Regions from separate parts of the Homo sapiens genome. Here region 1 is linked to region 2. The links are chromatin loops, found by intact Hi-C in ENCODE. Cell type or tissue: endothelial cell of umbilical vein. All regions are shown on one strand. Links, peaks and the distances in the headings refer to the core of each region. The heading gives the core; the rest is flanking DNA.

The links. Peaks named below come from ENCODE experiments on the same cell type or tissue, not always from the same donor. Only the 100,000 strongest peaks of a DNase experiment are listed, where the experiment ranks them.
Region 1: a loop joins it to region 2, with 7 times the contacts of the local background. A loop is called at or near these places in 4 of 110 quality-filtered maps.

What each region holds. Positions count from the first base shown.
Region 1 is chr6:140,973,641-140,985,884 of GRCh38, reverse strand. No RefSeq gene overlaps it. Among named protein-coding and RNA genes, the nearest start is that of MIR4465, 300 kb to the right of the region's middle. RefSeq lists a silencer at 5,839-6,133. In endothelial cell of umbilical vein, for the core only: no CTCF peak of the experiment used is centred there; a DNase peak (open chromatin) is centred at 5,974; H3K27ac peaks cover 2,093 bases.
Region 2 is chr6:141,547,614-141,559,857 of GRCh38, reverse strand. No RefSeq gene overlaps it. Among named protein-coding and RNA genes, the nearest start is that of GJE1, 580 kb to the left of the region's middle. In endothelial cell of umbilical vein, for the core only: no CTCF peak of the experiment used is centred there; a DNase peak (open chromatin) is centred at 7,117; H3K27ac peaks cover 1,896 bases.

The DNA.
Region 1 (12,244 bases), core at 4,678-7,177, 570 kb after region 2:
CAAATGTTAAATCTTATCAAGAAGAGAGCTCATTATTTAGAGTATGTTAGAAGAACTCATCCCCACAAAGTAATGCTAGCAATGCTGTAAATTAAATTTGCTATACAAAGTACTATATAAGCCAAATTTAAAAGAGGAAGGAGCAGCTGCTCTTTCCCCAGAGAGGCAACACAATTTGTCTTGTAAACTAGAGCTGGTATTTCTTCATCACATGTATTAAGTGATTCTCTCTTTCATTTTGCTTCCATCATTGACTCTTCTTCCCTCAAGGAACCCTCATCCACTCTGCTCATAACCTTCTGAGTTCACAAATATATCCATGCATCCCTTAACTTAAAATACAGTCACATGCCACTTAACAGCAAGGATACATATAAGAAATGTGTCATTAGGCAACTTCATCACTTTGCAAACATCATACAGTATACTTACACAAACCTACTAGGAGGTACATACAGCTTACTACATACCAAGAATAGATGGTATTGCTTATTTTTATAACATGCGACAAACCTGTACAGCATGTTGCTGTACTGAACACCGCAGGCAATGGAACACAATAGTACATATTTGTGTATCATTTAGATATAATTAATATCTAAACATAGGAAAGATAAAGTAAAAATACAGTATTGTAATCTTCTGGGACCACTGTGGTATATGTGGTTAGTCTTTGACTGCAATGTCCTTCTGCAGTGCATGACTGTATGCCAATTTTCAGAGGTAAAATCTGTCGTCTCCTCCTCTCATCTTCTCAATATTTTATGTCCTAACTCCTCACCTCAAATGTCTTTTAAAAATGACATTTTTTTGCCTAACTTAACTCTTATTTACCAATTTGTATCACTATATCAATTATTGATGTCCATCCCCTATAATACTGAATATGTTTATTTATTTTTTTGTTATTATTCTATTCTTTTGTCACCTTAGTTTTTTCCTATTTAGTTATTTTTCTTGACATTGATTGACAAAAAGTACTAAAGTGAAAACCTGGAAAAAAATAGGAAAACCTGGAAGACTAGTCACTAAAAAGCTAAAAACAAATAAAATTCTAGTAAAAATTACTGATATTTAATGAATTTTATTCCTGATCAATGGAGAGACAAGTGAAATTTACAGCAGAAATCTCTTTCTCTGGCCCTAACAGGCAATTTAGATTATTTCATACAAGGTGAGAGAATCCTACTTGTCTCTATTTCTCAGCCCAATGTTCCCATTGCTAAGCATTATTTTTTTGAATGCTTTAATGGCCTTCAATACCACCACTGTGCTAAGATCTAAATATATATAGTTTTAAAGACTTTTGACTGTTGAATGCAGCAATAGGGGAAACATAAAATACATGTTGGTTACTATGATATGAAAAAACAATAAAAGTTGAAATAAAATGCCTGAGCTATGAGTGAAGCTTCTGTCTCATTTAGGCATATACCAAGCAACTGCAGAATTGGATAGGGTCTATTTTCATAAACGGAAAGACAGTTCCATTTTCTATAAGCAAATGTAACCCAGAAACAAAAATCAAATGCAACCCAGAAACAAAAATCAAATGCTTTCACAGGCTCAGAGAAATAATAAGAAAACGAATCAATGCTGGGGTTGAAGCCCTTTAGTTTCTAATTATTAGATACCCACCGATTTCTGTTTAGCCAAAGGTGCACAGGATTCAATGTTGGGGCTTAACTATCTGTGAAATTAGACAGTAATCTATGGGGAGCTGTAATGCTGAAGGCAAAAGGTCTAAATTATCTGAAAATTATTTAAGTGTGTGTATGTGGATTGGTGATGATGCCATACAAATACATGATTTAAAAGAGACAATCTGGTTGAACTGTATTTAGTTTCCTACAATATTTCTGCCCAATGAAAATATCTAATACGTCTATAAAAATAACTAATTAGGAATTATTCATAAATGTGTTCTAAGATAGTCTAAAGGCAGAACAGAGTAACTAAATAATTATGTGGAGAGAATATCTAATATAGTTCCATGGCATGATTTATCAAACTACTTCTTGCGAAAAGCAGGGGAATCCACAGAGTAGAAGAGAATGAGGAAGAGGTTGCAGGTTCACATTCTGTTGCCTTTAAATAAAACAAATACTCAAATAAGGTATAAAAGGGATCTCTTCCTATATCAGTAATAAAATAAGAAAATTGGCAAAAATATTACGGAGTTTAAAGCTTGTATTAGAATTGTATTAAAAATAATGAGCTTTAAGGAGGTTAGTGGACAATTTAAAACAAATATTTGTAGTGAAATCTCAAGGTATGTTCCCAGGTATGTGGAGAATAGAAAAACTTATCAGGTTATTTGTGGACATGATGACCTATAAGGAATAGCGAGCCTAGCAAGAAACAAAGCTGGGTCTGCTGATGGAGAAGCTGCCTATTCATTACTAAGGTTTCCTCCTTTTTTTTTCAGAGAAAATTTATTTCATAATTAAAAACAGATGTAAACTAATTTCAAAAGTACAACAAGGCAATCTATTGATTTAGGCAGCAGCTTATAATATAAAAGACAACAGAGCAATCTATTGATTTAGGCAACAACTTATAGCAGAAAGAGAAATACCCTTAAATCAGGAAGCTTTCATTTTGTTAATTCCAAGCTAATTGATGAACTTTTAGTTGAAAATCCATTTTTAGCTTCAAGATCTTCTTCAAAAAATTGAGGTAATAACACAAACTGTTCAATAAAATTATAAGAAGTCATTGTTGTGAACTGAGCTACTATGCTAGGCATCAGTAGACCAAATCAAAATCAAGTTTCTTAAGCTAAGTGCCATGCAATCAAACTATAACTTTACCATGGCACATGTATACCTACGTAACAAACATGCATGTTCTGCACATGTATCCCAGGACTTAAAGTATTAAAAAAAGAAAGAAAGAAAGAAAGCAGGAAAATCCCCAAAAAGACCTTTTTTTTTTTTTTTTTCCTAAAATCAGGTGATTCCCAACAACCAATCAGAAAGGGCCTACTCAACCTGAACCAACATGAAAAGGAAGTCCCCTCTGCTTTATCCCTTGCGAGGAAAGTCACTGAAGCAAGCTAATGTTAACTAATCCATTTTTTTGGTATTATTCTGTTTCCTTGTTCCTCCTCAACCTACCTTCAAAAACCAACTTTTCTGACATGCCCAACAGACCACATTTTATTTAGGTGGGAAGATGCCTAATTCATGAATTATTAATAATGACAATCAGATGTTTATACTACATTTGTTGACATTTTTTGTTTTTAACTCTACTCAAAGTGTAATTGTAAAAATTACTTGCAAAGGCATCAGGCACAGTTAAGTGGCAGATTAACTTACCTATTTGTTCTTAAAATAAACATTTATTAAGTGTCTCCCTGAGGGAGAAATTATGCCAAGTCCAAGAAAAGCAAAGCCTAATAAAACATAGATGCTCCCTTCAAAGAGTTCATAGAAGAGGAAAGACATATGGGAAAAAAGGGTATGGAATGTCACAGAGACCATGATGAGAGTTATGGCACCCCAAGGGAAGAGTCAATTCTTACATGTAGGGATGAGGACATTACCTGGTATCCAATAATTCTGAGTAATTTATTTATTAGTTCTAGTAGTTTTATGAAGATTCCTTATGAGTTTCTAGGTATCACATATGATATATCAGCTGTGAAAAAGACAGTTTGTTTTTGTCTTTTCAGTCTCTTAATTTCTTCCCCTTGCCCTATAGCGTGGGCTAGAACTTCCAGTACCCTGTTGAATAAAAGTTGAGTGACTATACTTGCCTTCCTCCCAATCTTTGAAGGAAACCATACCATACTTTACCATTAAGTAAGATGTTAGCATTAGTTTTTTGTTTTGTTTTGTTTTGTTTTGTTTTTTATAGATGCCCTTTATCGAATTCAGGGAGTACTCTTTTATTTGTACTTTTCATTAGGAAATGTTGAACTTTGCCAAGTGAATTTTCTGCACCTATTAAAAAGATTGTATGTTTTTGTTCTCCGTCATTCCAGTCATGCAATGAATTATACTACCTGATCCTCTTACTTTATTTTATCTTCTTTTTATATATTGATGAATTCAATTTGCTGATATGTTATGAAAAGTTTCTGCATTTGTATCCATAATAATTATTGTTCTGTACCTTTATTGTAATGCTTCTTTTTTGTTTTGTATCAGAATGATGCAGACCACATAAAATAAATTTTGAAGTTTATTCTATCATCTGCTTTCTGGAAGTGTTTGTGTATGATTGATATTAGTTTTCCTAATGTTTGATAGAATTTACCAGGAAAACCACCAGGGCTTAGAATTTTTTGTGGGACATTTTATAATGACTTATAGTAAAGTCATTTCTTTAACAGATATACAGTTATATAGTTTTCTTCAAAAATTTCTTCTTGTGTCAGTTCCAGTAAGTTGTGTTTTTTGGGGAGTTCATACAACATCATAATTGTTGATTTTGTTGACATGATTTGTTGACATGTTAAAAAAAATCTTGTGTTTATTAATACCTATAATATGTTTTGTAGTAAATCTTTTATTTATGATATTGTTAATTTGTATTCTGTCTCTCTTTTTTCCAAATCAGTGTATCAAGGCACTTTTCTATTTTATTAATCTTTTCATTAAAATAACTTTTAGCTTTGTTCACTTAGACTATTGTTTTTCTGACCTATGTCATTGATTTCTGCTCTTAGATTCATTATTTGTACTTTTATGCTTATGTGAGTTTAATTTGCTTTTTTTCCTCTAGCTTCTTAAGGTGAAAACTTGATAGCTGATAGTAAACATTTCTTTCTCTCTACTAAAAGTCTTTAAGATTATAAATTTTTCTCTAAATATTTCATCAGTATTGCCCCAGTTTTTAAATGTTGCAATTTTATTATCATTCAGTTTAAAATATGCTTTACTTATGCTTGTGATCTCTTTGAGATATATTCATTATTTAAAATTTAGTTTTTAATACATTTTAAAGGCCAAGTTTTATGCTGCAAGAATTATATCTTAATAGATGTTATAAAATGAGGTGTTAAATTTCCAAACAGTGTGGCTTTTTTATTTATCTTACTTTTATCAATTAAATTTAATTGCATCATTGTCGAAGAAGGGATTTCGTGACATTTCACTGCTAAAAGCAGTTACAAAGATGAGAGGACAGAGGGAGCTGCAGTAGGAGCTCAAGAGATCTATGGATGCTCATGCTTCAATCCTCCCATGAGCAGAAACAGGCTAAGTTTTAATAGGTCTTCCATTTATTTAGCCTTGGCTGGTGTTTATGCGTCAAAAGATAAGTCTAAAAAATATTAAATAGCTTGTGTGCTTCCTTTTTAAGTTACAATTATTTAAATTTTAGTTTAACTTAGTTTTGTTTTTAATGATTTGTTTGTTTTGGGATTCAGAGAAGATGACAGGAATAGGAAGGAATGTAGTGCAGACAAGTAGTTTGGAGTTTAATAAAACTAAATTGCACCTATATATTTGACTTCACCTTTAATTTGCTGTGTGATCTTGAGTACAAGGGCCTGTTACAATAAGGTAGGAACTGACTGATGCAGAGATGTCAACTCGCAGGGTGAAATAATTTGTTTAAATTTTATTTAGTGACAGAAGATATAGAAACCTCCGTCAACCGAGACAGCTACAAGAAGAAACATTGTGGCATACTCCCAATCATGGGAGCCTACCAAATTCCCAAAGCCCTCAAGGAGGTACACAGCTCCAGATAATGCCTTCTTAGAATAAGTTTCCACCAGATCTGAGAAATAATATTTACCAAGCTTAGAGAGTTTTCATACTCTCCTGGTTCTTTTTCATTATGCTGGATTTTTCTGCAACTGGCTATGTGCCTGCCTGCTCACCAAGTGAAATCACTGGTACAAAACAATCTCAACACATTCCTGAGTGTTTATTGCTCAAGTGGGGGAATTCAAGGTCAGCCTCCCATGAGTTCTGGTTTCCTGTTCCTTGGCAGAACCAGGTCTCAAGGCTCGCCGTGTCTATTCCTTGACAACCTATTGGAATCTGTCTGAAACCAGTCAAACAAAAGACAGAGCTAGTCACGGTAGTGTGCCAGCATCTATTTTAGACATCAATTCAGAATGCTACACTATCAGTTTGCTTGGACAATGAATCAAGATCCGTTGAGGTTAATGCAAGTCAAAGATACTTCTCCATTATGACAAGCTTGGTGCATATCTGTGCAAGCTCTAGACAGGGCATGAGCTCATGATAACTTGTAGCATGCTCAGTGAATGAAGAATGTGTGACTTTTAGGCATCGAAGAATTCCTAATTTATAAACTCTAGAAAAATCATATTTTTTTTCTGATTAGATTTTCTAAGGGACTCATTGCTTATTTCTTTTTATTTCTCCTTTCCCACAAGTCTTGTCACTAACTCTACATAGTCACAAATTTAGCACTACAAGTACAGATTCTGTATAATTCTGGACCAGAACTTTCCCTTTATGCCAAGCCAAGGTACTATGTTTGGCTTTAATTCATCACTCTGACCTACTTTGTTCTCAGCTTTAAAGAAAGAAAAATTAAATTAGCCCTTGCCATTAGGATAAAAAAGTTGTTTCAGCTTCCCTCCACTAAGGTACTATTTAACCACTGAACTTGTAATACATTAAATGGAACCAGAGTGGCTCTAAGGAATTAAGGCTGTTTCCTAACTTACTTCAAGGCTCATTAAGAGAAGAGTTTCCAAAAAGTGTGTTTCCAGTTTATTTCTAGTTTAAACTTCTCTTATACTACTTGTTTGAATTAATAGGGCTTCACAAATATCTTTTCGGGCATTGGTGAGATACTTAAGAACAATAGCATTTTATATAAATATACTAAACTGAGGTGGTAGTTTGGTCATCACATGGTTTAGCTGCTTCCCTACCCAAGTCTCATCTTGAATTGTAGCTCCCATAATCCCCATGTGTCATGGGAGGGACCCAGTGGGAGGTAATTTAATCATGGAGGCGGTTACCCTCATGCTGTTGTCATGACAATGAGTGAGTTCTCATGAGATCTGATGGTTTTATAAAGGGCTTTCCCCTCTTTTGCTTGGCACGTCTTGCAGCTGCCATGTGAGGAAGGACCTGTTTTCTTCCCCTTCTGTCATGACTCTAAGTTTCCTGAGGCCTCCCCACCATGCTGAATTGTGAGTCAATGAAACCTCTTTCCTTTATAAATTATCCAGTCTTGGGTATGTCTTTAGTAGCAGCATGAGAATGGACTAATGCAGGCCACTTGTGAAAATATTGAATTTAGAGGACAAAAATAAGAAAAAGAGAATGTAGAGATGCAAAGGAAGAAGGAAAAGTTGGTAATAAGATTAATTATAAATTTCTGGGTATGTTTATATTTATTGAATTTCTTTTACATGTTAGGCTTCATTCTGGGTGTTTGAAGATACATCACTAAATAAAACCAATTAAAATCTTGGCATTCATGTAATTGAGAGTATAATTCAGGATATAGAATATAAAAAATAAATAAATAAATGATTTTATACTTTAGGAAGAAAATTTGGAGGGGATAGGAGCGTAGCAATATGTGTGTAGATGTTGTGATTACATATAAAGTGGTCAAGGGAAATGACACTGAAAAGATATCATTCGAGTGAAGATGATGAAAATCTGGGAGTGAGCTATATAATAAGGAGAAAACAAGAAATACTTCACTTTAATAGCAGGCAAAATAGGTGATGACCATTTATATAATATCAGTATTGTGTTTTCAATTAAAAAGCAGCTTATTAAATGAGGAGTATATCTCTAGCTTTCAGCTATGTACTTTTTCAAGTCCTGCAAAAAAAAGAGGCTTAAGATTCTCTCGCTGCTCAAAGGACAAATACTCTTCCATCCACAAATTGAAAACAAGACAATTAGGAAGGGTGACTACATGTAACACATTTCTAATCACTTACTACAATAGAGTTGAATTTATTTAGAAATACTGCAGAACTTGCTGGCAAAAGAAGAGAGGGATTTCAAGAAAGAGTGAAGGAAGAATATGAGAAGCAAAGATAAAGATATAAGGATGAAGAATAAAAAATAATAATGTAGGGATGCAGAAGGAAATAGTTGAAATAAATAAATTGGCTTGATTACAAAAGAAAGTTATTCACTGGAAGTTAGGTGGCTAAAGCAATGCAGGATTAGGAGGGCCCTGATTTCTGAAACAAAATTTCAGTGTCTGAAATTGTTGGAATAAATAATAATTGACATTGCAAGTAGGGTTTGCTTGCCAAGACACTTCCTCTTTTGCCAATTATGATGTCTGGATGTTCTACTATTCGTCATTGTTTGGGTTTAGACATTGTTCCAGAAGTTTCCTATAAACATGCACATATGCAATATGTTAGCAAATGCTAGTTTACTTGATTTAAGAAAATGCTCCACCCTCTCATGTCTTTGCTTAATGTCCTCTCAAATGGAATTGCGGATTCTCTTGTAATTCTTATAATATTACTAGTAGCAGCAGCAGTTGTAATATTCAAACACTCACCTTTCCGGCAAATTTTCTTCCATCCAGAAACATGTTCAAGTATGGCTAATATCAACAATTTCTCTCTCTTGATTTTTTATTCCCCTATAGCACTCTCCCAATTTCTTTACTCTATCAAATCTAAGCCTCTTGAAAGATCTCTGCCTCTACTTTTTTTACTTCCTAATCCCAGTAATCTGGCTTATGCTCCCTCTGCTCCACTAAAAATCATCCTGATGATCACATAAATAACCTCAGAATTGTCAGGTTCAATAAACGTACTTTAGCCCTTTACTTCTTCACCTCACTGATCCATTGGGTTCTGTTTTCCTGTCATCTCTCAGAAAATTCTCTTGTATCTGACTATCATGATTCTCTTTCTATTTCAGAGATCACTGCCTCAGGCTTCACTGTTCTTTCTACGCTAACCTCAGTCTGGACAATGTCTTCCATGACCAGAGCTTCACCTATTATAAATGTGGAATAAATGCCAAAATTTTATCTCTCACACATCTGCATTTTTGTTCGTAATATCCTCATCTCATGAAATATTATTCCTCTATTTTTCTGGCATTGTCTGTAAATACCTTACTAAATTTTATGCTGAAAGACACAGTAGAGTGTTCCTTCTTTGTTGCACATGCATTTCTTGCTAAAACCCCTAAAATAACACTCATCACATGTTTTCACTTTCTTTTGGAGAACAATCCTGGAGCATATTTTCAATTTTTGTATCACAAGCACCTACCATTATTTGGAACACCAGAATGAGGGATAGTGCTCAAGAATATTCATTGCATAGATGAAATTGTGTCATAAGGAACAAACAAAATATTTATATAAATATTGTAAATGACTGTCTATATCTTGGGGAACTTTCCAACAAATACAAAATAAAATCAGATAGAGATAAATCAAGGAGGAATCATCTTGTAAAGTCAGAGCTAGTGATAAGATATCAGAGAAGGGATGTCATGAGGAAATTATGAATACAAAACTAGCAAAACAGTTTAACAGATAGTGGGAGAAATAGAACAAGTATGCTAATTAAATCTCAAGCAAGACAAATAAAACAGAAAAAAATATTAACCCTATGTATAGGAACACAGAGATTAGAAATCATAAGGATAAAGCCCCGCAATCATTTCTAGAACCAATGACTTTAATGGAAATAGAAATTTTTTGTTTTAGATAGGGACTATCATAAACTGACTTACAAAAATTCAAGAGGAAAGTTAAAGAAAACCTTTACTTTAAAAAGAGTTTATTATTTTAGCATGGGCAATGCCGTGTCCACACTTGAGATACAGGAATGATGAAATATAGGAGATACGAGTAAAAAAGATTTCAACATGGTCTAATTTTCAAAAGTCAAAACTTTCAGCCAGGTGCTGTGGCTTATGCCTGTAGTCCTAGCACTTTAGGAGGCTGAGGAGGGTGGATCACGAGGTCAGGAGTTCGAGACCAGCCTGTCCAAAATGGTGAAACCCCATCTCTACCAAAAATACAAAAATTAGCCAGGTGTGGTGGCAGGCACCTGTAATCCCAGCTACTCAGGAGGCTGAGGCAGGAGAATCACGTGAACCTGGGAGGCAGAGGTTGCAGTGAGCTGAGATCTCACCACTGCACTCCAGCCTGGGCAACAGAGCGAGACTCTATCTCAAAAACAAAAAGTCAAACTTTCAAATAAAACCAGGTGGGGAGGCTGGGTGCAACGAGTCACGCCTGTAATCCCAGCACTTTGGGAGGCCAAGGCAGGCAGATCACCTGAGGTTAGGAGTATGAGACCAGCCTGGCCAACATGGTGAAACTCTGTCTCTGCTAAAAATAGAAAAATTAGCCGGGTGTGGTGGTGCACACCTGTAATCTCAGCTACTCAGGTGGCTGAGGCAAGAGAATCTCTTGAACCCGGAAGGCAGAGGGTGTAGTGAGCTGAGATTGTGCCACTGCCCTCCGGCCTGGGCAACAGAGCAAGACTCCATCCCCCACCAAAAAAAAAAAAAAAAAAACAGGTGAAGAGAAAAAAAAATACGAAGTGTAAGGTTTGTAAAAGAGGGCTCATAAACCATGAATGAGATCAGATAGATTTTATTGCAGTTTTCACCTTTTCCACTGGTTATATAGCTAGACAGACTAGTGACTTGGGCAGATTTCAAATCCAGCAATTGAAGACAAGATTTTCAGATCAATATTATTAAATCATTGAACTAAGTTGAGGTAAACTTTACATATATATACTTTAAGTTCTGGGATACATGTGCAGAATGTGCAGGTTTGTTACATAGGTATACCCGTGCCTTGGTGGTTTGCTGCACCCATCAACCTGTCATCTACATTAGGTATTTCTCCTAATGTTATCCCTCCTCCAGCCCCCACCCCACCGACAGGCCCCAGTGTGTGATGTTCCCCTCCCTGTGACCCTGTGTTCTCATTGTTCAACTCCCACTTATGAGTGAGAACATGTAGTGCTCAGTTTTCTGTTCCTGTGTTAGTTGGCTGAGAATGATGTTTCCAGCTTCATCCATGTGTCTGCAAAGGACATGAACTCATCCTTTTTAATGGCTGCATAGTGTTCCATGGTGTATATGTACCATATTTTCTTTATCTAGTCTATCATTGATGGGCATTTGGGTTGGTTCCAAGTCTTTGCTATTGTGAATAGTGCTGCAATAAACATACCTGTGCATATGTCTTTATAGTAGAATGATTTATAATCCTTTAGGTATATACCCAGTAATGGGATTGCTGGGTCATATGGTTTTTCTGGTTCTGGATCCTTGAGGAATCGCCACACTGTCTTCCACAATGGTTGAACTAATTTACACTCCCACCAACAGTGTTAAAGTGTTCCCATTTCTCCACATCCTCTCCAGCATCTGTTGTTTCCTGACTTTTTAATGATCGCCATTCTACTTGGTGTGAGATGGTATCTCATTGTGGTTTTTATTTGCATTTCTGTAATGATCAGTGATGATGAGCTGTTTTTCATATGTTTGTTGGCTGCATAAATGTCTTCTTTTGAGAAATGACTGTTCATATACTTCGCCCACTTTTTGATGGGGTTGTTCATTTTTTTCTTGTAAATTTGTTTAAGTTCCTTGTAGATTCTGGATATTAGCCATTTGTCAGATGGATAGATTGCAGAAATTTTCTCTCATTCTGTAGGTTGCCTGTTCACTCTGATGATAGTTTCTTTTGCTGTGCAGAAACTCTTTAGTTTAATTAGATCTCATTTGTCAATTTTGCCTTTAGTTGCCATTGCTTTTAGTGTTTTAGTCATGAAGTCTTCGCCCATGCCTATGTCCTGAATGGTATTGCCTAGGTTTTCTTCTGGGGTTTTTATGGTTTTAGGTCTTATGTTTAAGTCTTTAATCCGTCTTGAGTTAATTTTTGTATAAGGTGTAAGGAAGGGATCCAGTTTCAGTTTTCAGCATACGGCTAGCCAGTTTTCCCAACACCATTTATTAAATGGGGAATCCTTTCCCCATTGCTTGTTTTTTGTCAGGTTTGTCAAAGATCAGATGGTTCTAGATGTGTGGCGTTATTTCTGAGCCCTCCATTCTGTTCCATTGGCCTATATATCTGTTTTGGTGACTTTAGCCTTGTACTATAGTTTGAAGTCAGGTAGCATGATGCCTCCAGCTTTCTCCTTTTTGCTTAGGATTATCTTGGCTCTATGGGCTTTGTTTTGATTCTATATGAAATTTAAAGTAGTTTTTTCTACTTCTGTGAAAAAAGTCAGTGGTAGCTTGATGGGGACATCATTGAATCTATAAGTTAC
Region 2 (12,244 bases), core at 6,055-8,554:
TCTGTGGCATGGAAATATCTGGCATGCAGTAGGTATTTGATAAATATATGCTGAACTAATGAATAAATAGAACTAATGAGTTAGCACTAGTTTTATTTCAATTAGCTATGACATGTAAAGCTACATTCTATAGGAGGAACTAGAGCTAAATCTCAAGTTTCTAGTTTCTCGATTCCAAGATTTTTTGGTTTTCGTTTTAATGTTATTATTTTTGTATATATCAGCACCTATTACATAGTGATCTTTTTTTGCTTTGCATGTAAACATTTTCAGTAGATGTATCAGTATGTATATTTCAGGATAGAGAGATAGATAGATAGATAGATAGATAGGTAGATATCTATGGGGACATATAATCTAAATATACAAGTGTAGGCACTGCTGGGTCACTATGTGCCTCTTAAGCAGTTAGTTCATTTTAAAGGCGGTTAATGTTCTCACACATTAAATAATTATAAATTAGTTAATCTTGTGCATAGTGGAAAATAATCCCAAACTTAAGTTTCATTTTATTAAATAAAGTTAATTCCCTCAAACTTTTACAAAGAGGGCCAATTATGACACTAATTATATAAGCATGACCTTTAATAGGTATTCATTCTGCAGGAGTGTATTATTGTTTGAGAAATGCTTGTATTTCCAATAATTTCTTTTATTCAAACAAAATTTTGAAGACAATATCTTATGATACCAGTCTAACCTTCATTATAACAAAACAATAGATGTTTACATCAACTGATTGTAATAGGAATCTTCTTCACTGGTAGAAGTTACAATATTTATAATTGATCCAAATTACAAAATGTTTTATTTTTTTTTTATTTTATTATTATTATTTTTCTTTTTTGGGACAGAGTTTTGATCTTGTTGCCCAGGCTGGAGTGCAATGGCGCAATTTCAGCTCACCGCAACCTCCGCCTCCTGGGTTCAAGCAATTCTCCTGCCTCAGCCTCCAGAGCAGCTGGGATTACAGGCATGCGCCACCATGCCTGGCTAATTTTGTATTTTTAGTAGAGACAGAGTTTCTCCATGTTGGCCAGGCTGGGCTCGAACTCCTGACCTCAGGTGATCCACCCACCTCGGCCTCCCGAAGTGCTGGAATTACAGGAGTGAGCCACCACACCCGGCCCAAAATGTTTTCATTTAATGAAACACAATTATTAAGTCTTTATTAGGTTATAGGATATTTTTATACCCATAAACATACATATATTTTAGCTAATGATTATGTTGTATATTATTTTAGAATGTTACATGTATGTTTCCTTGCCATGAAGCTTATTTAAATCACTCTCCTTCTTATGCAAAACTTTTACTAATGTATAATATACATAAACTAAAGTGCACAGATATTAAATGTGTAATTTGATGAATTGTCATATGCTGAACACACCTGGGGAAATCAACATTCAGTCAAGAAACAAAATCACCACTTAAGACCTACCCTTCTCCTTTTTAGTTATTATTTATCAACTTAATATAAATGAAATACATTTGTATTTGGACTCTCTCTGCAGGCTATACAGTTTTTTCAAGATAACCACTGACCTGACATCTATCACCATACCTAATACTAGCACCTTGTCTGATTTGGGATTTTATATAATTGGAATCATGCAGAATGTACTCTTTGGGGTCTTTTTTCTTTCACTCAATATTTTATTCGTGTCATTCATCTATATTGTTGAGTACAGGTGTAGTTTGTTTATTCCCATTGCTGTATAGTGTTCCACTGAATGACTTTAATACAAGTTACTTATTCATTTTATAAATAAATTCCAGTTTGGGAATGTTGAAGATAGCATTGTTATGAACATCTTTATAGTTGCTACACAATGTGAAGCTGTATATGCTCACATTTGGAAAACTCATATATGAAAACGCTGTGTAAAATATGTATATATTTAATTTTTTGACATATTGAGATAGAGTTTAAAATGGTTGTATCAACTAACATTTTCATTAGTAATGTACAAGTATTAAAATTGATCTATGTCCTTTCAACACTTAGTATTCTATCTTTTCCATTTTAAACGTTGTTTTTTTTTAATCTCTTTCCATAGAAATAACAAAGCTGTTTAAAACAATGCAGATGGTAGAAGCAGTTAGTAAACTCAAAATAGATAACTTGTTTTGTTTCAATTCGTGGGTCTTTTTTTTTTAATTAATCTTTTGTAAGATATCAAGGTGACTACCAAAGGAAGAGTATGATTATGGATATCTTTATGTCAGAAATCAGAAGAGACCTGAAATTAAAAAAAGGTGGTGTTTATACTCATGACTTTCAATAAACGAACATCAAATTAAAGACCACATGAACAGTTTAGTTAGTATTAAAATAATAATTACAACTGAAGGAAAAACAACTTGTAACATAGAATCCAAAACATGTTGATTTTGCCTTTGCCACTTACATTAAATTAGGCCCCAAGAGTGAAGTCAGTGTGAGGCATGTAATACATTTCCCAATCATAAAACAAAAAATGTTTTCCAAGATATTCCTGGAAAACTACAATTCAGCTTGAAAATTTTATAGCCTGCAGAAAAATGTCCAAATACAACTGTGTCTTACTTACATTAAATTAATTAAAACAATCTTCTTATATAAAATATACATTAAGATTCTTTCAGAAACTCATTAAAAGACCACAAAAAATTCGGAAACTATAATTGAAATTATTCTTTTTATTTTCTAGTGTGATTAATCCATTTTATTTGATGTATTTTCTGTAGATTGGTATATAGAATAAATGCAAACTTTATAAAGTCATTCTGCATGAGACAAAAATTCTCTTCAGTCATTTATTGGCAAAGGAGTTATAGAATCATGAATTATCTAAATTACAAGATACTGTCTCATATAAACTGAAGTATTTGATTAATAAAATGTTTTGATTATTAAGATATTTGAGTAAAATTTTTACTACATATGTTGAGAGAGCTTCTGGCAAGTTTTTATGAAAATAATTCAAACCTGTTCCTACAAGTTGCTTCATTGTATATTATGAAAATACAATTAAAGTTCAATATTTAAGTAATTAAATTTCAAACATTCTATGTTCTATAATTAATATTCAGTCAGAATTCATTATATTCAAGCTACTGTGCAAAGTATTACTCATGTGAAGGATACTCTTTGCCGAGGAAATAATACTAATTTTGTGAAGAATATTCAATGTACCTGAAACAATTGGCCTTTTATGCACTTAATGTCAATTTCTATTGCTCTGATACACTTCACCCAAATCATTTAAAATATTTGGATATGTCAATCAACACTTTTTGTACTCAATTATTTTATCTATTTTGAAGAGTGGAAATTATAGTGAAGATTCACAGAAACACACTGAATGTTTCAAACTGTGGTACAAAGCTATAAGAGAAGACATTATTCTTTTCCAGCAAAAATTGTAGGAGCATTGCATGTAGCAAGAAGTATTTTATTAGCCCTTGCAGATTCAATAAAAGCCTGTCAAGTCCTCAGTGTGAGAAGTTGTCATTCTGATTTGTCCTTCTGGCTCCATTTAAACCTACCATTTTAAATCAACTTTAGTATTAATACCTTCTAAAATGTAGATTTAAAAAAGAATAATTTTAAAGAAAAGTGACTGATTCATTTCACATCTTTGAAATAAATGGAATTTTGAAAATTATCTCATATTTCTTCCCCTGTGTTTTCTCTGATAACATGTCCCATATCAGGAGACTAAACTTTCATTACTCACTTAGTTGGCACTTTAATGGAAATTATTTGCAATTAAAAATACATAAACATTTTTTAATGGAGAGAAAATTATTTTCTTTACAAATTCTAATAATATATTTATATTATATTAAAATACAATATATGATTTGTGTGTATATAAGGAAAATGAGGCATTAGAAGACAAAAGCTTTAAAGAAAACATTCTTTTCTGAAAGAAAAATGACAACATTTTGGAAATAATCAACTATTTTATCCAAAAAACAAAAGTACATTTTATGCTTGTATTGTTTATTGCCTTTTATCTAAGTATTCTTTACCATTTTCATAAATGAGATATTACAATTTGAAATTAGTGGTTGAAGAAATACATTATTAACCATTGAAATATCAGAAATTTGGTACTCCTATTTCAGTGAAGTATGGTCACTATAACGAATATCTCCCATGTAGGTTTCAGCCTTCCCTGGAGCTTAGAAAAAGCTTTGGCCGGCAAACATGAAATCAAACCTGATCTCTAGACAGTTAGAATCTTGTCTGACCTTCTTTCCCACATGTCAGTGATAATTATTAAAGAATTAAGCCACGGTTTTATAATAAAGTATTCTCTTACAAATGCAAATTTGCTGCATCTGTTTTCAGTGGTTTAACTTTAAACTATCAATTACATTTTAATTTTCATATTTTTGAGCAATTTTTATTGTCACAATCTTGTCTACCCATGATTCTTTTTCTTTTCATTTTTTAATTGACACATAATAATTATACATATTTATGAGGTATAACGTGATGTTTCAATACATGTATACATTGTGTAATATGTCATGGTATTTAGCATATTCATCACCTCATACAGTTATCATTTCTTTGATAAACATTCAGAGTCCTTTCTTCTAACCATTTTGCAATATACAACACAATATTATTAACCATAGTTACCCTTGTATGCAATAGAACATCAGAATTTATTTCTTCTATCTAACTGCAAGTTTGTACTTCTTGACAAATCTTTCCCTATTTCCCCCTCTCCCCTGATCTCCCCAGCCTCTGGTATCCACTATTCTATTCTCTACCTTTATGAGATAAACGTCCTTAAATTCCACATATGAGTGAGATCATGCGGTGTTTGTCTTTCTATGCCTGCTTATTCCACTTAACATAATGTTTGCCAGGTTCATCCATGTTGTTGCAAATGACAGGACTTCATTATTTTTCATAACTGAATAGTATTGCATGGTGTATATATACCACATTTTCTTTATCCATTTATCTGTTAATAGACACAGGTTGATTCTATACCTTGGCTATTGTGAATAGTGCAGCAGTAAACATGGGAGTGCAGGTATCTCTCCAACATACTGCTTTCATTTCCTTTTAATATATACTCAATAGTGGGATTGCTGGATCATATTGTAGTTCTATTTTTAATTTTTTGAGGAACCTCCACATTGTTTTCCATAACAGCTATACTAATTTTCATCCCCACCAGCAGTGTATAAGTGTTCCTCTTTGTCCACATACACAGCAGCATTTATTATTTTTTATCTTTTTGATAATAGCTGTAGGTGGGAGGATCACGAGGTCAGGAGTTCGAGACCAGCCTGGCCAACGTGGTGAAACCCTGTCTCTGCTAAATATACAAAAATTAGCTGGGTGTGGTGATGTGCACCTGTAATCCCAGCTACTCGGGAGGCTGAGGCAGGAGAATAACTTGAACCTGGGAGACGGAGTTTGCAGTGAGCCGAGATAGCACCATTGTACTCCAGCATGGGCAACAGTGCAAGACTCTGTCTCAAAAAAAAAAAAAAAATAGCTCTTCCGGTTGAGGTGATGTGATATGTCACTGTGGTTTTGATTTGCATTTCCCTGATGATTAGTGATGTTGAGCATTTTTTCATATGCCTGTAGGCCACCTGTATATCATTTTGAGAAATGTCTATTCATTTCTTTTACCCAATTTTAAATTGGGTTATTTGTTTTTATTTATTTTCTGCTACGGAGTTGAGTTTCTTGTATATTCTGAAATATTAACCTCATCAGATTTATGATTTGCATACAATCTATTTCACGTCATAAAAGTATTTTTACCTACTCAAACTCTCATTTTTTCCTTATATCCTTGAACGTACTAAGCAGTTACTCAAAAGACTGTTACAGTTAGCTTTAAAATGGGGATATTCTGTTATTCTGTTGCTATAATTTGTTATTCCTACTGTTTTACCTTAATTTTATTATTTCCATATATATGCCTGGCTATGCTCTATTTTGTGCCATTGTGTTTGCAAAATTGTTTGTAGAATTATAATGCAAATGAGGGTGATGATCTGTTCCTCCAGAGAGGGTTTGCTTTGACTTCAGCCAGGCAACAGCAATCTGGGATTACTTCAATTTCATTTCATGGATTGAAATGATTCAAATATGAACGGCAGCTTCTGCCAGAACCTATATAATAAGATTTCTACTTACTCATAATTGTTATCCATTCATTGTCCTCCATACTCTAATTCCTGCCCCCCTAGCATCAAGAGGCCATCAAAGTACTATCAGCTTTTTAGCCTATAAGATGTCCTTCTGAAATAGTCAGATGCCCTCAAAGGAAAATCAGCCCCAAATACTAGGCTCATTTTTATAAATATATCTGTTTTTTTTTCTCAAATCATGACCCTTAAATTTTGCTATATTTTGACTTACAAAATGCTGTCAAGGAAATTTATTTTTATACTTTGTATGACTTTTCTATTTTTCCTCATTAAGTGAGTTGGCCTGAAACATTAATTTCATCTTGTTAGTCCCTCCCACTGCAACATGAGTGGACAGACAAAAATGATGAGAAAAGAAAGCCACCAGTTATTTATATAACTGATATTTGCCTATCTATTTATACACAGATAAATATGTTTTATATAACATATGGTTTAAAACAAACAGATCAAAATGTCTTGGAAGAGGAAGAAACTGTGCAATTTCTCTTGAATGAAAGGGCAAGTAACATTTCTAGAAATCCATGACAGTACTATAATAAAAGTGCATTCAAGAAACAAACAAATAAGAATATAATTATTTTAAGTTAAATTTATAGTAACATGAAAACGTAATTGAAACTGTGAGAGATGAAGTTGGAATATTTTCCCAGAAAGACAGCAAAAGACAATAGAAAACAGGGAAAAGTTGATCCAGAAGAAAAACATTAAAAATAGATCATAAATATGGAGAGGGCAAAATAATAATAATTCAACTTCTGTTTTTAGCTCAGAGAGACAAAATGCCAGAAAGAGCTTCACTTGTAAACTTACAAGAAAAACTAGACAGACTGCAAATAAACAGCTTCTCTTGAATCTAGCAGAAAACTGAGCACATAGGGCAAACAAACAATGTGAAGTAGGGAAGTGAGTCATGAAAAGCACCTGAATGCAAAAACAGGCACTGAGCATTTGCTTATCTTGGACAAATGCCAATGAATGACATACAAGACAAAAAGTAGTTTCAAGTGGAAATTATTAATGAATTGCAAAAGGCCAAGTATGGGCTAAGGTGAAAGTATAAAACCCCTGGGAGAGATAGTCATGGCAGGTTTCACGTACTCCTGCAGGCTTTTTTCTTTAAGAACCCCTCTCCCCAGGCCCTTCTCAGATGTTCACAGGGAAGATGAAGAAGTATCCTCAGAAAGCTTTTGCCATAGTGTTGACTGGAGAGTGGAATAACAGTCATCTCTAAAATTCTATCAAGAGCCACTATTATATATTCCCTAGTCTGTATGGCAGAGTTCATTAAAATACAAAGCCTGAAGGCACTGGCGGAAACCCACTGCCACTTGAGGAGGGGAACGGAGAAGAAGAAATTAAACTGTACTTTTTGAAGAGGAACACAGATACATGTTACACCCAGCATTTCATCTGAAGGAGGAGCCAAAACACTTAGGAAGATGCAATACTCCTGAGATTCACTTTTTCAGTGCCTTCATAAGACTAAGACCTACATAGTGCATCGGAAAATGCACCCCCCCACCAGCTCACAAAACGACACTAAAGTATCAAAAAATCAAATCAAAGCAGCAATGGAATACAGCGGAAAAATACTGCAAGGGACAGATCACTCCAGGGACTGGCACAGAGTTAAGACAAAACCTAAGTGTCAGAGACAAAAAACAAGACACACGGACACACTTACACACACACATACACACACACACAAACACAAATACAGATACCAGAATATGCTTGCCTATACAACATGTCAAAATTTCAGCTGAAAATTATGAGGCATAAAAAGGTGAGAATAAATATAATATTGAAATACAAGGCAATATAAGAATCAGGCTCATATGTAAGACATATGGCAGGAATAAAGAAAACAAGTTTAAAATAACTATGAGAGGTTAAAGACTCTATTGAGGAAAAAAACAAACAACATGCAAGATCAAATAGATTATTTTAGCAGAGATATGTAAACTAATAAAAACTCAAGTAAAAATGTTAGAAAGTAGAAACACAGTAGCAGACATGAAGAAATCTCAGAGTCCAGTGAAAAGAAGTACAAAAGTTCCCAAAACTTGGGATATTAATCAAACTTTCCTAAACCAGACAGTGAGAAAATCTTAAATGTAGCCAGAAGGGGAAAATTACATGCTACATTCCAAAGAACAAGGATAAGAACTTCAACAGACTTCCTGTATGAAATCATGAGAGCAAGAGGACAATAGAAAGAGTTCTTTTACAGTGCTGAAAATTAAAACAAAATGAAATTTTTGAATTTTATACCCCGCAAAAATACCGCTTAAAAGGAATAAAGGAAATAAAGACTTCCTGAGAACAAAACATAAGAAATCTCATTAACAGAAGATCCATTCCATGAGAAATGTTACAAGAAGTCCTTCAGACAGAAAAAAAAAAATAGGTTATAGGCTGGAAGATTGAATATATACAAAGAGAAGAAGATTATTGGAAATGGAATAAACAAAAGTAAAATAAAATATCTTGTTATTCTTGTTATTTTTATACATTTAAAGGCAACTGATTAATTAAAAGAACAATAATAACAATATCCTGTGTGTATAGCATATGCAAAAGGGAAATGCATGACCACAATGACACAGGGGTGGGAAAGGAGTTGAGAAGATACTGTGATAATCTCCATATACTATATGTAAAGTAGTATACTATTATCTGAAAGTGACCTTAGATGATTGAAACATGTATATTTTGTATCCTGGGGCAATCACTAAAAAGAAAAAGAAAGAAGTACAAGTGAGGAATATAAAATGAAATTATAAATATACACAATTAAAATTGGAGAAGGTAGAAAAAATATATATTTATAAAAAACAAATGCGAATAACTAGCCAGATGGTAGAATTTGATCTGTGTTGATAATTACTTTTGATATGAATAATATAAATACATCAATTGTCAGGTTGGACACAAAATCAAAACTCAACTGTAAGCTTATATACTATCAGAAGTGACTAAGGAGACATGAAGGCTGAAAGTCATGTGGTGTCTTGGATTGGTTCCTGGAACAGAGAGAGGACTCATTAAAAAAGAATAGCATATGGATAAAAAATAAGCTAAAAAAGACAAAAGTTCATTATTTGTATAATGGAAATTACAAATAAAGGAAATATTTTTGCTTTATTTAACAAAGTCATATAGTTGTTTTACTTATTTAGTTTATTTGAATATATAAATTTGATAAAAGTTAAATTAGCAATATTGGAGAAGCAGAACTTCAGAAATGGTTGAGTGAGGAGCTCTGAAATCTTTTTCCCACAAAGTGATTATTAAACTGAACAAAATTTTCAAAAGATAACCATTCTGGGGCTCTGGATGTTAATCAGTGGTGTATAAAAATTTAAGAAGCACTTATTCAGGAAAAGTTTTGTTAGAATAGTGGAAGTGTGCAGTGTTTTAGATTGCAGCTGCTCACATACCCTCTCACTCACCTCCCCCTCCTTTGTGCAGTAGTTCTACCACTGTAGGGTAGGCCAGGAGGATCTGTAACTAGCCAGTCAGGGAGACTGATTTGACTTGCTGGGACCTTGGGGAAAAACAAACAAAAAAAGCCTTTTTTCCAGGACATTGATGAAAATGATAGTGATTTCAGTGAGAAACAATCAGGGAATGCAAATATTGCAGGTAACCTGAAGACAAGATACTGATTGAGGCAAGAAACCAAACACAGGTCATCCAGAAATTTCACAGGGAGGCACAGGTCATAAGACACCTGTAGTAGATGGTATTGGTTAGGTTTATTTGTCAACTTGACTAGGCAGTGGTATCTAATTATGTAACAAAACAGTAAGCTAAATACAGTGTTGCTGTGAAGATATTTTATAGATGTGGTTAACATCTACAATCAGCTGACTTTAAAAAAAAGAGTAAATAACAAAAAGAGTAAATAACAGAATTCTTGGAGAAGAAAAAAATCTACCTTAAGACCATGGCATTTACACCTATTGGAGTTTCCAGCCTGATCCTAGCCTGCTCTACAGATTTTGGACATGTCAGCACCCATAATTATATGAACTAATTCTTTAAAGTAAATTCTTTCTTTCTCTCTCTCTGGATAAAGAAATAAGCTCTCTCTCTCTCTCTCTCTCTCTCTCTCTCTGTGTATATACATAAAATCTGTCTCTCTCTACACACACACACACACACACATACACACACATCTATATATCTATCTTATTAGTTCTCCTACTTTTGAGAACCATGACTGATATACAGACCTAAGCTCTTAAACTCTTACTCATTCCTGAGGATCTGGATTTATACATGTCCAAGGTTGCACACACATTTATGATGGTCCTAGTTATCTACTGGTACCTGACTGAATTTGAAGTGTTGCTTCCATAGAAGATAAAACATGGTACAGTTTCGTAAACTGCCTAACCCTTAGCTGTGTTACTCACCCATATACAGATCCATTGACAAATGATGCAACCCTTAGCGCATGTTATTTCAGCATACCCTCTGAGTAATTGTTGATTGACCACTTAGCCAATCTGACCCTAGGTAGAACCCTAGGAACCCATGTTTGAAAAAATAAAAACAAGGAAACAAAAGTGAATCATAGGCATTACTGGCATTACTGATGTCAGGAGAGACCACAGAACTATTCCCACCCAGTCATTAAACAAATAAACAAATTTTTTTAAAAAAACATAAAAACAAAACATAGCTGGTATGGTTTGAACATTGGCCCCCTCCAAATCTCATGTTGAAATTTAATCTCCAATGTGGCAGTATTGAGAGGTGGGGCCTTTAAGAGGTGATTGGATCATGAGGGTTCTGTCCTCATGGGTGGATTAATTCATTCATGGGTTACTGGATTAATGGGTTATCATGGAAGGGGAACTAGTGGCTTTATAAGAAGAGGAAAAGTGACCTGACTAGCATGTTAGCATGCTCAGCCTCCTTGCCATATGATGCTTTGGGTTACCTTGGGATGTCACATAGAATCACCACCAGCAAGAAAGGCCTCACCAGATTCACCACCTGGGTATTGGACTTCACAGCCTCTATAACTGTAAAAAATAAATTTCCTTATAAATTACCCAGTTTCACTTATTTTGTTATAAGCAACAGAAAATGGACTAAAGCAATAACAAAAAACAGAAACACAACACCAGCTTAGAATAGGGAATAATAATTCACAGTTGCTGTAATATTTCATATTAAGTGGCCAGATTTCAAAACCCAGTGCTATACACAAAGAAATAGGGATGTGTGATCAGTATACAGAAAATAAAATTCAATCAATAGAAACTATCTCCGAAGGGCTCCAGATGTATGTAGTACATCACAGAAAAAATATCAAAGCAGCTCTTATAAATATATTTAAAAGCCTCAGAAATCCTTATTAAAAGACGTAAAGATAAGTATGATGTCAACAGATTATCAGAGGATAGCAATAAAGAAATAGATAAAATAATTAAATGGAAATTATGAACCTGAGGCATTCAATAACTAAAATTTAAAAATATACTAGAAAGGCTCAATGGGTGATTAGTAATGGCAGAAAGAATAATTCAGGGAATATGAAGATATACGTGTGTGTGTAGAAATAAATATTAATAAAAATGAACAGAACTTTAGTGGCTGGTGAAATACCATCTAACATACCAACACATGCATAAAGAGAGTCCTAGAAGGAGAGAGGATAAAGGGAGAGAAAAATAATAAATAATGGCAAATATTTCCTCAATTTGATGAAAAACGTTTGTCTACACATTCAAGAGGATGCAAATTATACTCCTGAAATCATACTGTAAGATAAAAATATTTTACTAGAAGCAAATAGAGGCATTTTATAAAGACAATGGGATAAACTCATTAGGAATTTATAATTTTTATAAACATACACCCACAAGTATTTATATACACACTCAACAAATGACCTCAAAATAATATGAGGCAAATCTGGCAGAATTTAAAGAAGAAATAGCTAATTGAACAGTAATATTTTGATACTTCAGTAACTCACTCTCAGTAATACAGAAAATAAATATAATTCAGAAAGGAAACAGACACTTTGGCAACACTA